3 separate regions of the Homo sapiens genome follow, and all the other regions are linked to region 3. The links are chromatin loops, found by intact Hi-C in ENCODE. Cell type or tissue: Calu3. All regions are shown on one strand. Links, peaks and the distances in the headings refer to the core of each region. The heading gives the core; the rest is flanking DNA.

The links. Peaks named below come from ENCODE experiments on the same cell type or tissue, not always from the same donor. Only the 100,000 strongest peaks of a DNase experiment are listed, where the experiment ranks them.
Region 1: it touches region 3 in a loop (2.9-fold over the local background); 4 of 110 quality-filtered maps call a loop at or near these places.
Region 2: a loop joins it to region 3, with 2.6 times the contacts of the local background. A loop is called at or near these places in 3 of 110 quality-filtered maps.

What each region holds. Positions count from the first base shown.
Region 1 is chr18:22,622,054-22,626,678 of GRCh38, reverse strand. No RefSeq gene overlaps it. Among named protein-coding and RNA genes, the nearest start is that of CTAGE1, 210 kb to the right of the region's middle. In Calu3, for the core only: no CTCF peak of the experiment used is centred there; no DNase peak of the experiment used is centred there.
Region 2 is chr18:22,665,555-22,670,179 of GRCh38, reverse strand. No RefSeq gene overlaps it. Among named protein-coding and RNA genes, the nearest start is that of CTAGE1, 250 kb to the right of the region's middle. RefSeq lists a cis regulatory region at 1,977-1,994 and an enhancer at 1,914-2,058. In Calu3, for the core only: no CTCF peak of the experiment used is centred there; a DNase peak (open chromatin) is centred at 1,999.
Region 3 is chr18:22,708,533-22,713,157 of GRCh38, reverse strand. No RefSeq gene overlaps it. Among named protein-coding and RNA genes, the nearest start is that of RBBP8, 220 kb to the left of the region's middle. In Calu3, for the core only: no CTCF peak of the experiment used is centred there; a DNase peak (open chromatin) is centred at 1,937.

The DNA.
Region 1 (4,625 bases), core at 692-3,191, 86 kb after region 3:
AAGACCCACACTGAGCTTCTATTTCATTTGTTCTCATTCCTTCTTTGGAAATCCCAACTGAGTATATTTTGGATCTCTACTCCCTGCTGTCTATTATTTTATCTCATGTCATTTTCTTCTCTTTGTCATTTGCTTTTCATTCTGAGAGAACATCTGAAAAATCACGTTACAGATTTGGTTTCTAGTTTTCTGTTGCTCCAAGTATGATTTTAATTCTGTTGATTCAGATCATGAGGTCAAGAAATCGAGACCATACTGATCAACATAGTGAAAGCCCGTCTCTAATAAAAATACAAAAATTAGCCGGGCGTGGTGGTGCATGCCTGTAGTCCCAGCTACTCTGGAGGCTGAGGCAGGAGAATCGCTTGAACCTGGGAGGCAGAGGTTGCAGTGAGCTGAGATGGCGCCACTGCACTCCAGCATGTCAGCAGACGAGATTCCATCTCAAAAAAAAAAATTTCCTTGAAATTATTCTTTTTATCCCCCCTTCATCTTTCTTCCTCTGTTGTTGCCTGTTCAACCTGTGCTGCCTTTTCTATTCAGCTTCTCTCTCCTCTTATGACTTTCTGGTCTTGGTTTTTGGTGGTAAGGTCATTCCTTCTTGTCCTCTATTGAGGAAACCAAACAATTTTCAACAGTTGTTTTTCTGATTCTGCAGCATATAATTTTGAATGGAATCTTTGGCCTTAGAATCTTCATGGTGCTACTTTCAGACCACTGCTATAATGCTTTCCATACACCTTCTGATGGTTTTGCTTTGTACTCATCTCTTAATCAGGGGAGATCTGTCAACACTTTTGACAAATAAAATTTGTGGATTTTTCTGCCTTCAACCTCTGTATTATGTGATGGTCACAATTCTTGATTTGATCTACAGCTTAGAGCACAGCTTTACAGAGGGTTACTGGTCAAATTTCCAGTTTCAAGCTGGCATTCCCCTATGGCAATTTTGCTTATTCAGGTGACATCTTTTCCTACTCCAGTGATTTGTTTCCTTGAAACTCAGAACTGATGAAGTGGACTAAAGCTCATAGTTTCCACAGTAAAAAGTTACAGAAACACTTCCTACCTTTGTCCTCGGTTGGAAGCATAGAAATGCTAACACTGATCTTCCACCCGACTATTGCACAATTTTTTCCCTGAAAGTTGTGTTCTCTAAATAGATAGAAGAAGATTAGTAGGAGAAAGAGACATAAAATATTTCTCTGCCTACCTCAGAAATCTAGGTCTATTTTGAAAACAAATAGTTATAGAATTTTTCAAGTTAATGCTAAATTTTGGCCCTGAATCAACGGGGCAGAAAACTGAAGTGTAGCATGGATTTTTATCTTTTGCGTTGGACTTTATGTCATAGGCAATCATGGTATACTTTCGTTTATTAAGTAATGGAGCAAGGGCTGGTACCCTAAATCCCAGGTCAATGTTTTTCCTTTCATGTACTGTTTTCATGGTTGAGGTACCCAACCTTTTTTCACTAGGGTACTTATATATATTTTTCTTTATTGGACACCATATTTTGAAATATTTTTCTCCTATCAAACTACAGTTTTAAGGAATAATTAATTTACCCTCGTAATTTATTCATCAAAATAATGTATGATGTCAACCAAAGCTTCTGATAAGTATGAGATAATCACAGTTATTCAAAGAGTTGATAACATTCAAAACCAAAGAAGGCAGCCTGATAGCCTATCACAGTCTTTGTAGCAATGTAAAATTTCCGTAGGCTTTTTGAAACACTGATACTCTTTCCAAATACCCCATTTTTAACTCTGTGAAGGCTTAGGAGTCTGGGGACCTCATGGTTAGGAATTGCCGCATTCTCAAGGATCTGAAGTGGCAGAAGTTTGGCAGAGGCTTGTTGGTCAGCATGGAGAGACAGCAAGCTCCCAGTGTGGTGCTATCTCTTCAACTTTAAAAGCTAGATTAATATAGCATGGGGCATAGCAGTCTGACAGATGATTGTAGATTCTCAGCTGCAGAGAGAAGCATTGTGACTTTGTTTTCAATTTAGCATTTATCTTTATATGTATTCTCAAATATATGTATATATGTGTGTACACACGTGCACACACTCATACACACACACATACACACAATTTTTGAATTAGTTTCAGTAAAACCTGCATTAGTGCAGAGGGAATCATGGAGTGCCTTCAATAAAAAAGTCACTGTGTATTACGCGATAACATTGAACAGACTCCAGACAGCCTCTTATCTTAGATATACAATAATGTAGCATAATTCAAGCCTAAAGGAGAAGTTAAAGCATTAGGTAACAGTAGCAACAGTAGCATGTTAGTGGAGTAATAACTCTCCTGGAGGATAACCCAGGATGGGTTTTATTGAATTCAGTTTATTTAGCTGGGTTAAACCCAGATAGGCATCACATTTACAAGAAGGTGCTAGCAAAAGGGCAGGTTATTACAAGCACATTTAGAAGATAAGCAAATAGAAGATTGAATCAAATCAGAGATCAGGAAGGGAGCAGAAATGGTTCCTGGTTCAACTGCTTGTCTTGGGTAGGTCTATACCTAATCTGACTAAGACGAAGAATAATTACCTTCTTAGACATCTGCAGGGATGCACGGTGCATAAGCTCTCTTGCTGTTACCCTTATTGACAAGCTTTCTTTATGTCCAATTGAAGTTCCTCGCTTTGCAATTTAATTACGTTTTCTTTGTTTCTATGCTGTGTGCAGAATTAAAATAATTATTCAACATTTTGAAATAATGATTCTTTTAAAAAATGTGACAATAGTTGTCATCTATTAATTTCTTCAGCTCCCCACACCAATTAACCAACTGTAACTCCTTCAGTTGATGGTATTTTTCTTCCTCTTTAATTATTTTTCTGCTTTGTTGTCTTCCTTTCCAATTCTGACAGATGTTTACTTGGTTATTTCTACATGGGCGTGCCTTGGAGATATGGCAATTTTGGTTCCAGACCACTGCAATAAAGTGAGCATTGCAATAAAGTGAATCACACAAATTTTTTGGTTTCCCAGTGTATATAAAAGTTATGTTTACCCCGTACGGCAGTCTATTAAGTGTGCAATAGCATTATGTCTAAAAATGTACATACTTTAATTTAAAAATATCTTATTGCGTCAAAGACATAGAATCAACCCAAATGCCCATCAATGATAGACCGGATAAAGAAAATGTAGTACATATACACCATGGAAAACTATGCAGCAATAAGGAGGAATGAGATCACGTCCTTTGCAGGGACATGGATGGAGCTGGAAGCCGTTATCCTTAGCAAATTAACGCAGGAACGGAAAACCAAGCACTGCATGTTCTCGCTAATAAGCGGAAGCTAAATGATGAGAACACATGGACAACTGGAGGGGAAACAACACACACTGGAGCCTACTGGGGGCACCGGGGGAAGGAGAGCATCAGGAAGAATAACTAATGGATGCTGGGCTTAATACTTAGGTGATGGGTTGATCTGTGCAGCAAAGCACCATGGCACATGTTTACCTGTGTAACAAACCTACACATTCTGCACATGTACCCCAGAGCTTAAAATAAAAGTTGAAGAAAAAAAAATCTTATTGCTAAAAAAAAAATGCTAATGATCATCTGCGCCTTCAGCGAGTTGTAATCTTTTTACTGATGAAGGGTTAAGCCTTGATGTTGATGGCTGCTGACTGGTCAGGGTGGTGGTTGCTGAAGGCTGGGGTGACTGTGGCAATTTCTTAAAATAGGAAAACAATGAAGTTTGCCACATCAATTGATTCTACCTTTCATGAAAGATTTTTCTGTAACATACAATGCTCTTTGATAGCCACTTACTCGTAAGAGAGCTCCTTTCAAAACTGAAGTCAGTCCTCTCAAATCCTGCCACTGCTTTACCAACTAAATTTATGTAATATTCTAAATCCTTTGCTGTCATTTCAACATTGTTTATAGCATCTTCACCGGGAGTAGATTCCATCTCAAGAAACCACTTTATTTGCCCACCCATAAAAAGCAACTCCTCATCCCTTAGTTTGATCATGAGAAAGCAGCAATTCAGTCACATCATCAGGATCCACTTCTAATTCTAGTTATCCTGCTATCTCCATCAAATCTGTCCCTACTTCCTCCACTGAAGTCTTGAACCCCTCACCGTCATATGTCAGGGTTGGAATCAACTTTTTCCAAACTCCTTTTAATGTTGATATTTTGATCTCCTTCCATGAATCACCAATATTTTTAATGGCATCTAGAATGGTGAATCCTTTCCAGAAAGTTTTCCATTTGCTTTGCTCAGATCCAGCGGAAGAATCATTATCTATGGCAGCTATGACCTTATAAGATGTATTTCTTTTTTTTTTTTTTTTATACTTTAAGTTCTGGGGTACATGTGCACAACATGCAAGTTTGATACATAGGTGTACATGTGTCATGTTGGTTTGCTGCACCCATCAACTCGTCATTTACATTAGGTATTTCTCCTAATGCTATCCCTCCCCCAGCCCCCCACCCCACAACAGGCCCCAGTGTGTGATGTTCCCCGCACTGTGTCCCAGTGTTCTCATTGTTCAATTCCCACCTATGAGTGAGAACATGTGGTGTTTGGTTTTCTGTCCTTGCGATAGTTTGCTCAGAATGATGGTTTCCAGCTTCATCCGT
Region 2 (4,625 bases), core at 719-3,218, 43 kb after region 3:
CAGGAGTGTAACCCAGCAGGGAGCAGTGGCCCATAGTACAGATCTACAAGGCCCCTGAGCAGTGGTGTGAATGGCTTGGTTTATTGGTCAGAGGCCTGGAAGGAATAAGAATAGAAAATAAGGAGCAAATAGGGAAAGGAGTTGTGGGATGGACCCTTGGGAGTGATCATAGAGCATATGGATCTTTATGTCTCATATTAAAACCCCAAAGAGCATCCACTACCAAAGAGGTTCTTGACCTTGAAGCTGTCCACAATTCTCTTTTTCTCACATCTCACCTCCGATCCACCTGGAAATTTTAAAGGGTCTACCTTCAAATTATATTTAGAATCCAACCACCTCTGGCATCTTCCTGCTACTATTCTGGTCCATGCAAGCATAATTTATCCCAACAGCTTCCTAAATTGTTTTAGTGACTCAGATTTGCCACTTCCCTTCATTTTATTCTTCCATTAATAAACAGATTGAGCTTTATTATAAAATGTAAGTCAGATCTGGCTATTCCTTTTTTTTTTTTTTTTTTTTTTTTTTTGAGACAGAGTCTCGCTCTTTCGCCCAGGCCGGACTGCAGTGGCACTATCTTGGCTCACTGCAACATCCGCTTCCCGGGTTCATGCCATTCTCCTGCCTCAGCCTCCCGAGTAGCTGGGACTACAGGTGCCCGCCACCGCGCCTGGCTAAGTTTTTGTATTTTTAGTAGAGATGGGGTTTCACCGTGTTAGCCAGGATGGTCTTGATCTCCTGACCTCATGATCCACCCGCCTTGGCCTCCCAAAGTGCTGGGATTACAGGCGTGAGCCATCGCGCCCGGCCTGATCTGGCTATTCCTTTGTTCAAAATCCTGCAATGGCTTCTCATTTCTTTCAAAGTGAAAGTCAAGCCTTGTAAAGCCTCTATGAGGCTTTACACGCTTTGACCCCTTGTACCCCCTGCCTCATCCCCTACACTGCGCTGAATTCACTCTGCTCCAGCCACATTGGCCACTTTGATGCTCCTCCAGCATGCCAGCCATATGTCTCCCCAGAGTCTCTGCAGCGGTTCTTTCTTCTACCTGGGCCAGTCCTCCTAAGATATCCTTATGGTTCACTCTCTCACCTGCAAGTCTTAGTCAAACACCACCTTTACAGTGAAGCCAGGCCTTAACCCTCTTTCTCTGCCAATACACCAGCATCCTTATCCCTCAAACTGCTCTATTTTTCCATAGTTGTTAACACCTTCTGCATAATTTACCTATTTATGTTGTTTATTTTCCACTTCCCACACTACAAGGTAAGCTGCATGAGAAGAAGGACATTGTCTGCTTTGACATTGCTGGATCCTTGGCATTCAGTGCTTGGCATATAGGACATGTTCAATAAGTGTCTGTTGAATGGTTAAATGTACTTGAGTGAAGCTGGAAGCTTCCAGCATTCCATTTCTTGCTGGTGCCAGCAGATTGTATGAACTTCCTACAAACCAAGTTCAGTCAGCTGCTCATGGAGAAGTCATCAGTGAGCACAGCCTTGGTAGAGGAGGGTGTGTCCTGAGAAGGCCCTTTGAATGAGAGATGGGGGTGCTGCTACCTTCTAGACATAGTTTGCAACCTAATGAAGTGTTACGGTAGAATCAGGAAAGTAGACAGTGAATGAGGAAACTGAGGCCCTGGGAAGTTAAGAGACGTGCCCAAGGCCACATAGCTGTTCAGTAGCAGAGTACAGTATATTTTTCCTAAACAGAGCGTTGATGTACTTCCTTTTGTCAAAGCATGATAAAAATGAAAATGATTTTTCAAATACACACTTAGTGGGCCTGACATGTGGGTGTACATTTAAACATTTCCCAAATGCATGATATTCTTGTTTATCTAGTTTCCAAAAAAGTAAGACATTTCTATCATTCTGAGTGGTATGACACCATCAGGATGGTTGTGGCGGCTAAAAAAACACACGAAACACATAGCACGGAAAAAGACTCAGTCATAACAAAGCCTGGCTTTCCTTATCAGCACGAACCCAGGAACCCTGAGAGCACCCCCAAATATACATTGATGATGATGCTATGAGTCACTGCATGACTCATAGCTCACTGACCACTAGAAAATAGAAATATGAGGAGTAATTCACTGCCTAGGCCAAATGGAACTGAAGAACTTTCCTACCTACCCTACGAGTGATACATCAAATTAGGGATAAGGTGCCATCTCTTTCTTCTTCTTGGAGTGGATTAGTTCCCCCTCTTTGTGCTTCTCCCCAGAGACACAAGGACAGATAAGCCTCTGGTGTTGCTAATAATCTCCCAGTGAGCCATTCTATTACTGTACCTGCCTACTTGGGCTCATTCTGTAAAGAAATTCAACCCATAAGAGTGCCTCAGCACACAAAAATGTACTTCATCACTCCTCAGAGCAAGATGGCTTCTTGGATCAACATTTTATTCCTTCCCTCCCTTGACCGAGACACTAAACAGACCCATAATAAACCGTCCTCAACTGCACAAGTAAGAAAATTATTCTTAGGGCCAAGACACGTTGTTCTCCAAAACTGTTTCTCTCTTTTATTTGTAAGAATCAAGGAACCAGAAACCACAATTTGGGGGCAGAGAAGATTAATGGAAATGTTCATGTTTCTAAAAAAAAATAAAGAGTTCTATTCTCCAATACCTTTCCAGTGGGGCTGCTGTTTCACTCACATGATCTGGGTGGATGGGTCAGTGTTTAATCTTTGCTTTACCAAGGAGGGTCCTGAGGAGGCTGGAAGACACTGGCTAAGGTCACAAGGCCAGTCCTTCCCAGGAGGTGGGATTGCCTGCTCTGAAGTTCCTCCCTCCCCTGCCTGGGCTGTGTCTGACACCCCCGCACACCATCTTTCAGGGCTTAACTGCACCAGTCCACATAGTGAGGCTGATACAGGCCGTCTGGTGACAGGAGGCTGTCTGGCGTGTGGATTTCCTCTCATTCAGAAGATAGCACTGTAAAAATATGATCTTACCTTCACAAAGTGACCCCTGCTTTTGGAGCGATGGGTGCTCTGTAAAGAAACACCCCAGGGATGGGTGTTCTTCCCTGCCCCTTTTATTCCCTCCACACTAATAGAAAGATCTTAATAGCATCAAAAAGGCATCTTCTGTCTGGGGTCTCCAGTGCTGCTCAGGGATCATCTCATAAGACATGAAGTATGATGGGCAACTGCAGGGGGCCCTGGTTCTGCCTGACACAAGGGCCACCGTGGCTTGTTTGCACATCTAAGATTACTTGAATAATCTTGCCGATGAGAAGCAATTGGATCAGTGTTTTCCTGGAGAGAAAAGTAGACACTGAACACTGAAAGGAAAACTGCCGCTTTGGTGAGGTGAGCCCTGGAGCAGGTGTCCAGTATCTCTCCCTTCATTGAGATTTCTTTGCCATTCTCACGGCAACTCATTCCTTAAATAAGCATCAGCTGAATTCCTACTTTGTGTTAGGTATTGAGCTAGGCTTGGAGATACAGAGATAAACATTTCCTGAAATAGAACAAGAAGAACCAGAGTGCTGAGGCAAGTGCAGAGGCAACCTACATCTGTCGAGAGTAGGTTGAACCAGGGAAAGCAAAACAAAGTCCAAGTCCAAAGGGCAGGAGGAAGGCCAAGAGCAGAGTTCAGATACTTGTTGGGGTTGGAGCTGAGGTGTCTGAGGTTTACCTGTCTTGACTCAGATCAGTAAATACACATTTTCATTGAAACATCAACTAGTATCTTCATTATGGTCAGCTTGATAGTACTCACTTCTATCTTTTTAAAACTTTTTACATTTTTGTTTTTCATTTTTTTTAAAATTATGGATTCAGGGGGTACATGTGTTGGTTTGTTGCATGGATATATTGCATAATGGCAAGGTTTGGGCTCCTAGTATACCCATCACCCAAATAGTGAACATTGTACCCAATAGGTAATTTTTCAACCCTCACCTCCTTCTACCCTCTCCTATTTTGGAGTCCCCACTGTCTATTATTTCTATCTTTTTGTCCATATGTACTCATTGTTTAGTTCCCACTTATAAGTAAGAACATGTGCTATTTTATTTTCTGCTTCTGAATTGTTTCACTTAGAATAATTACTTCCAGCTCCTTTCATGTTGCTGCAAAAGACATGATTTCATTCTTTTTTTATGCTGCATAGTATTCCATGGTATGTATATAATATATATTATAGATATTATAGATATAATATATTTATAATATAATATATAATATATTGTATATTTATTATATATTATATAATATATATTATATATCATATTATATATTATATAATATATATTATATATCATATTATATATTATATAATATATATTATATATCATATATATGTTATATATTATATATAATATATATTATATATCATATATATATTATATGTAATATATATTATATATCATATTATATATTATATATTATATTATATATATTATTTGTCAGCTGGAGGCATCACACTACATGACTCTAAACTATACTACAGGGCTACAGAAATCAAAACAGCATGGTACTGGTACAAAAACAAACACATAGACCAATGGAACAGAATACAGAACCCAGAAATAAGTCCTCACATCTACAACTATCTGATCTTTGACAAACCTGACAAAAACAAGCAATGGGGAAAGGATTGCCTAT
Region 3 (4,625 bases), core at 734-3,233:
CATGTACAGCCCCAAAGTTATTACTCTTTTTCTTCCATGAGCGGTGGAAAAAAGCTCTCAGACTGGGTTGACTGATTTGTAGTCACTGTCTATGACTTGAGTGAGGACACAGTCTGAGTGTCCTCAGGTTTCATAGCCTATAAAAGTACAGATGAGGTCTCATAGCATTCAAACCTGGACTCAACTGCTCATATTTTTTTTTTTTTGAGATGGAGTCTTACTGTGTCACCCGGACTTGAGTGCAATGGTGCGATCTCAGCTCACTGCAACCTCTGCCTCCCAGATTCAAGTGATTCTCATGCCTCAGCCTCCTGAGTAGCTGGGATTATAGGTGCGTGCCACCATGCCTGGCTAATTTTTTTTTTTTTTTTTTTTTTAGTGGAGACAGGGTTTCACCATGTTGGTCAGGCTGGTCTCGAACTCCTGACCTCAGTTGATCCATCCACCTCGGCCTCCCAAACTGCTGGGGTTACAGGTGTGAGCCACCACATCCAACCCCACTGCCCATAATTTTTTACACTTCATCATGCTGGGCAGTAATGCACAGTTCCCCTATGCATTTCTGGCAGTTACCAGGGATGCTTGCATTTTACCAGACTGCATCAGTGGCACCTGGGAAGGCCCTGTGGGCCTTGGTGGTGGTCTTCTTTGGGCACCTGCTATGCTCAGCCTGGCTCCCTCCAGGGCTCTGCTGTTTTGTTCACCATTCCTCCCTACCAGGGGGAGCCCTGCCCTCATCCAGAGGCTGTTTCTCAATTTTCTTTTGACTTTTCCCTCTAATTCTACCTCTTCAGAGCAGATCAAAAAGCTCAGTTAACAAGACTGCATGGAACCAGATGTCTCCAATTCCCTGCTTCTGTGCAGATCACAAGAACCTTTTCTTTAGTTTAAAGCACAAGACCTCAGGCAGAACAAACTCATACAAAAAGATCAGAATCCCAGATTAGATTTATACTTTGATACAGTAATTTTTAGTCCTCTAACATACAATGTGAATTTGGAATATAACATATCATTCTTAAGCATCTACTTTGTATTCTGTACTGTGTTAGGTACTTACCTTTGCCATTTCATTTAATTCTTATAATCCTTTGTATTATGTTGTTTATTATTGTTATTCCTATTTTAGAGATGGGAAAGCCGAGACTCAGAGGTAATAAGGAATTCACGTACCAAACACCGCAGAGCTGATAAGGGTGGGCTTAGGATCTGGTTGCAGGGTCCATGCTCACCCTCTCGAACAATTCTTCCCATTTTGGAAAACAAGTTATATGTATTTTCATCTCAGCAAAACATAGCGTAGCTTTTAAGAAGAAAAATGGCTCTAAAAAAGACACAAATAACTCAATGTTTAAAATAAATCTAAAATTGCTAAAAATGGCCTATCAATTAAAAAAAGACACCTTTAGCTAAAGCAGGTGAAGTGGTGTGTTTATATACCATCATCAACACTCTAGTTTTAGATATTTGCAAGAAATTCTAAGTGACAGAATTCGTGTGAAAATGCTTAGAAGGCACTTCACTCGTGAAGATTACACATGAGAATGAGCAAGGAGCTACCTTTTTACATGGAATTTACATTATCCTAGTCATCTGTCTGAAATGGACTTGTAGGCTGGTGAGATATTTGTATGGCTTTGTGAATCATTACCTGCTAGATAAATAAACAGAAACTCAGACTTTGTGGCTGCCAATCTGACACTTTTCACCAAATCGCCTTAAAAGATTCTATTCAAGGAACTTAGTATTTTGTAGATCTTTTCATTCTTGTTCCAGAAGCCAAAACCCTTGAGTGGCTCTTCTGCTGCTGAATGAAATATAATATGAGAGAACTAGTCTTGCAATAATTCCTGTAACTGTGACTTGGGAAAGGGAAGGGAGTGGAGCTTTGCAGACAGCTCACCCCGCAGGGAATGGCAGCGGGGGTGGGGAGGTGGGAGCGGGGAGCCTGTGCAGAAACCGAGGTGGGCCTGAGGACACAGGGAGGCAATCTCCGGCCAGACAGGACTCCTTTCCTGGTGAGGGACGAGGAGCCTGTGGCCTGGTATTGATCATTTGGTTCCATTACCAACTGAGAGCTGTTAGAGAGAATGTCGTTTCACCTTTCTATGTAAGATATAAGATATTCTAGTTTTACTTTCTATTTGACTTCCTTTGGAATGAGAAGGAATGAGGGATATCTTTTACACTTTAGAGCTTCCAAAGGGCTTTCTGAGGCTACATCCCTTCTAATTCTTAGAGTAACTTATTGTTATTTATTTATTAATTTATTTTAGCTGACGGAACATGTGATTTAAAGAATTAGTGACTCAGAGGTGCTTGCAGGAATCTAGGAATTCCCAGGCTGAATCCCTCCCTCCAAAGACCCAGAACTCTCTCACAAACTTGGGAGCGCTTGCACTTCTCCCTATACCCATGGCTTTAATGGGTGCCAAAACACTGCATTGAATGCAACTGAAATATAGGATTAATATTTTCAAAAGGCACTTAAGATAAATGGCTTTATAAAAAAGAAAAAAAACCAAGAAACACTGAAAATGGCACGTCTTTCTAATGTCTCAATCTGCTATCAGTAGTTACCCCACTATTCTCCTAATCTCCCATTTCAAAAGAAAATCATCTTTGATGACCTTTCCTCCTTGTTTACTGGTCTTAACTGCCCTATATTACTGGTCCTACTGGTCCCACGTATAGTGAGAATATGCAGTGTTTGGTTTTCTGCTCCTTTGGAAAATCAGTTTTGATCAAGAGCCCTGACACATCTGAAAAGACAGTGGAAATAAAATTACTTCTGACATCGTGGTTTTCCCTCACTAGTTTAGAACCAACATAAGAGAAATGTTTGAATGCCCAACTTAGCAGCAATTCAAATGAATCCCACAAGAACAGGAAACCAAGTGGAAGTTCAAATATAAGGTATGCCCTAAAGTTGCCATCAATAATCCCTGAAATGAAAACAATGAAATTGGAATATTGTTTGGGTAGCCCTCCCACCTGGTAACTAAACCAGGAATCAGCCTATTTTCATCATTTCCAGTTGAAGAACTAGCAAAGTGGAGAAAGTCCAACAGAAAGTGGGCAGTGATGTTTGCTCCTTTGTCAATGACAAAATCATGTAGCAATTTCCTGGCCTGCAAAAACATCCCAATAAATCTCTTCTGTATATCATTAGGAAGAAGTTTTGTGGAGCTGGGTGGACTTCAGAAGGCTGCTAACCTTGAGCAGCTCTGCTGTTATCCTGCCCTTATTGCTCAATGGAAAATTCAGCAGAATCACCAAGTAACAGGAGACTAGGTTCAGGGCCATAAATCTCCAAGAGATGCTCACTGACATCCACGGTGCTCTGCAGAATGAGTCTAACAAGGTCATTCTTGCTGAGCTTCCTTTCAGTTGGAGGCTACAGCTCACTGTCAGGCCCAGAGCCAGGCTCTCTATCATCGAGAAAACCCAAGGGTCAGGGGTGGGAGGCTGTGAAAGGTAACTTTTAGGCTGGGCCCCAGTGTCAAATGGAACCTGGGTGGAAGCCCTATACAGAACGTCAGCTCCTTGGAGTCCTCTGATCCTTTTTTTGCACCTGCTACTTTAGCCTTACCATGCAGTCTTCCAGGGACTTCCCACATTCATTGCATCAAATGTAAACTTCTGGCCACTGTCTTCAAAGTCTTCTCATTTTACTTCAAACATCAGAGCATACCTTTGACTCACTCTTGGGTCTAGCCACAGTGTTCTTTTGATATCTGCACGTGGCTTTCTCTATTCTAAACCTTTCTTACCCATCAATGCAATGACTGAATTCCTTTTCTTTGAATTTGCTGGAGGTGACGAAAATACCAAAGAACAAGGAGAGTAGCAGGGGCCAGAAGCATATTTGGGAGCCCTTTTGTAGCAATAGTGGGAGAGGGTGGTGAGAATCCAACCAATATGAGAAATCCAGGCCAGGCATAATGGCACACGCCTGTAATCCCAGCACTTTGGGAAGCTGAGGTGGGTGGATCACCTGAGGACAGGAGTTTGAGACCAGTTGAAACCCCATCTCTACTAATAATACAAAATTTAGCTGGGTGTGGTGGCACCCGCCTGTAATCCCAGCTACTCGGGAGGCTGAGGCAGGAGAATCGCTTGAACCCGGGAGGTGGAGGTTGCAGTGAGCTGAGATGGCGCCACTGCACTCCAGCCTGGGCAACAAGAGTGAGACTCCACCTCCAAAAAAAGGAAAAAGAAAAAGAAATCCAGTCAGCAGGAAGATGGGGCTCACTCTACCTGGGAATGTAGGACGGTGTCTTAGAGCTGCCGCAGAGCTGCAGTGGGAGGATTAGGGACTCTGGAGCACTTGTGTTCTGCATTCGTCTTGTATAGACACTGACGTGTTATTTCATTTGCTCCTCACTGCAGTGTCATGAGGTAGACAAAGCAGGCATTATTGTTCCCATTTCGGAAGTGAGACAACTGAGACTTAGAGAGATTACATCACCTTGCCCAGTAAGTTTGAACCCAAGTGTTGTCATCATTAACTACATACTGTATATTTTATGTCAGATTCAATAGTTTCTGATGTAAAGGCCCAGATTTTAAGTGTTTTAGGCTTTGTGGGCTACACGGTCCTTATCACCACCAGTCTGCTCTGC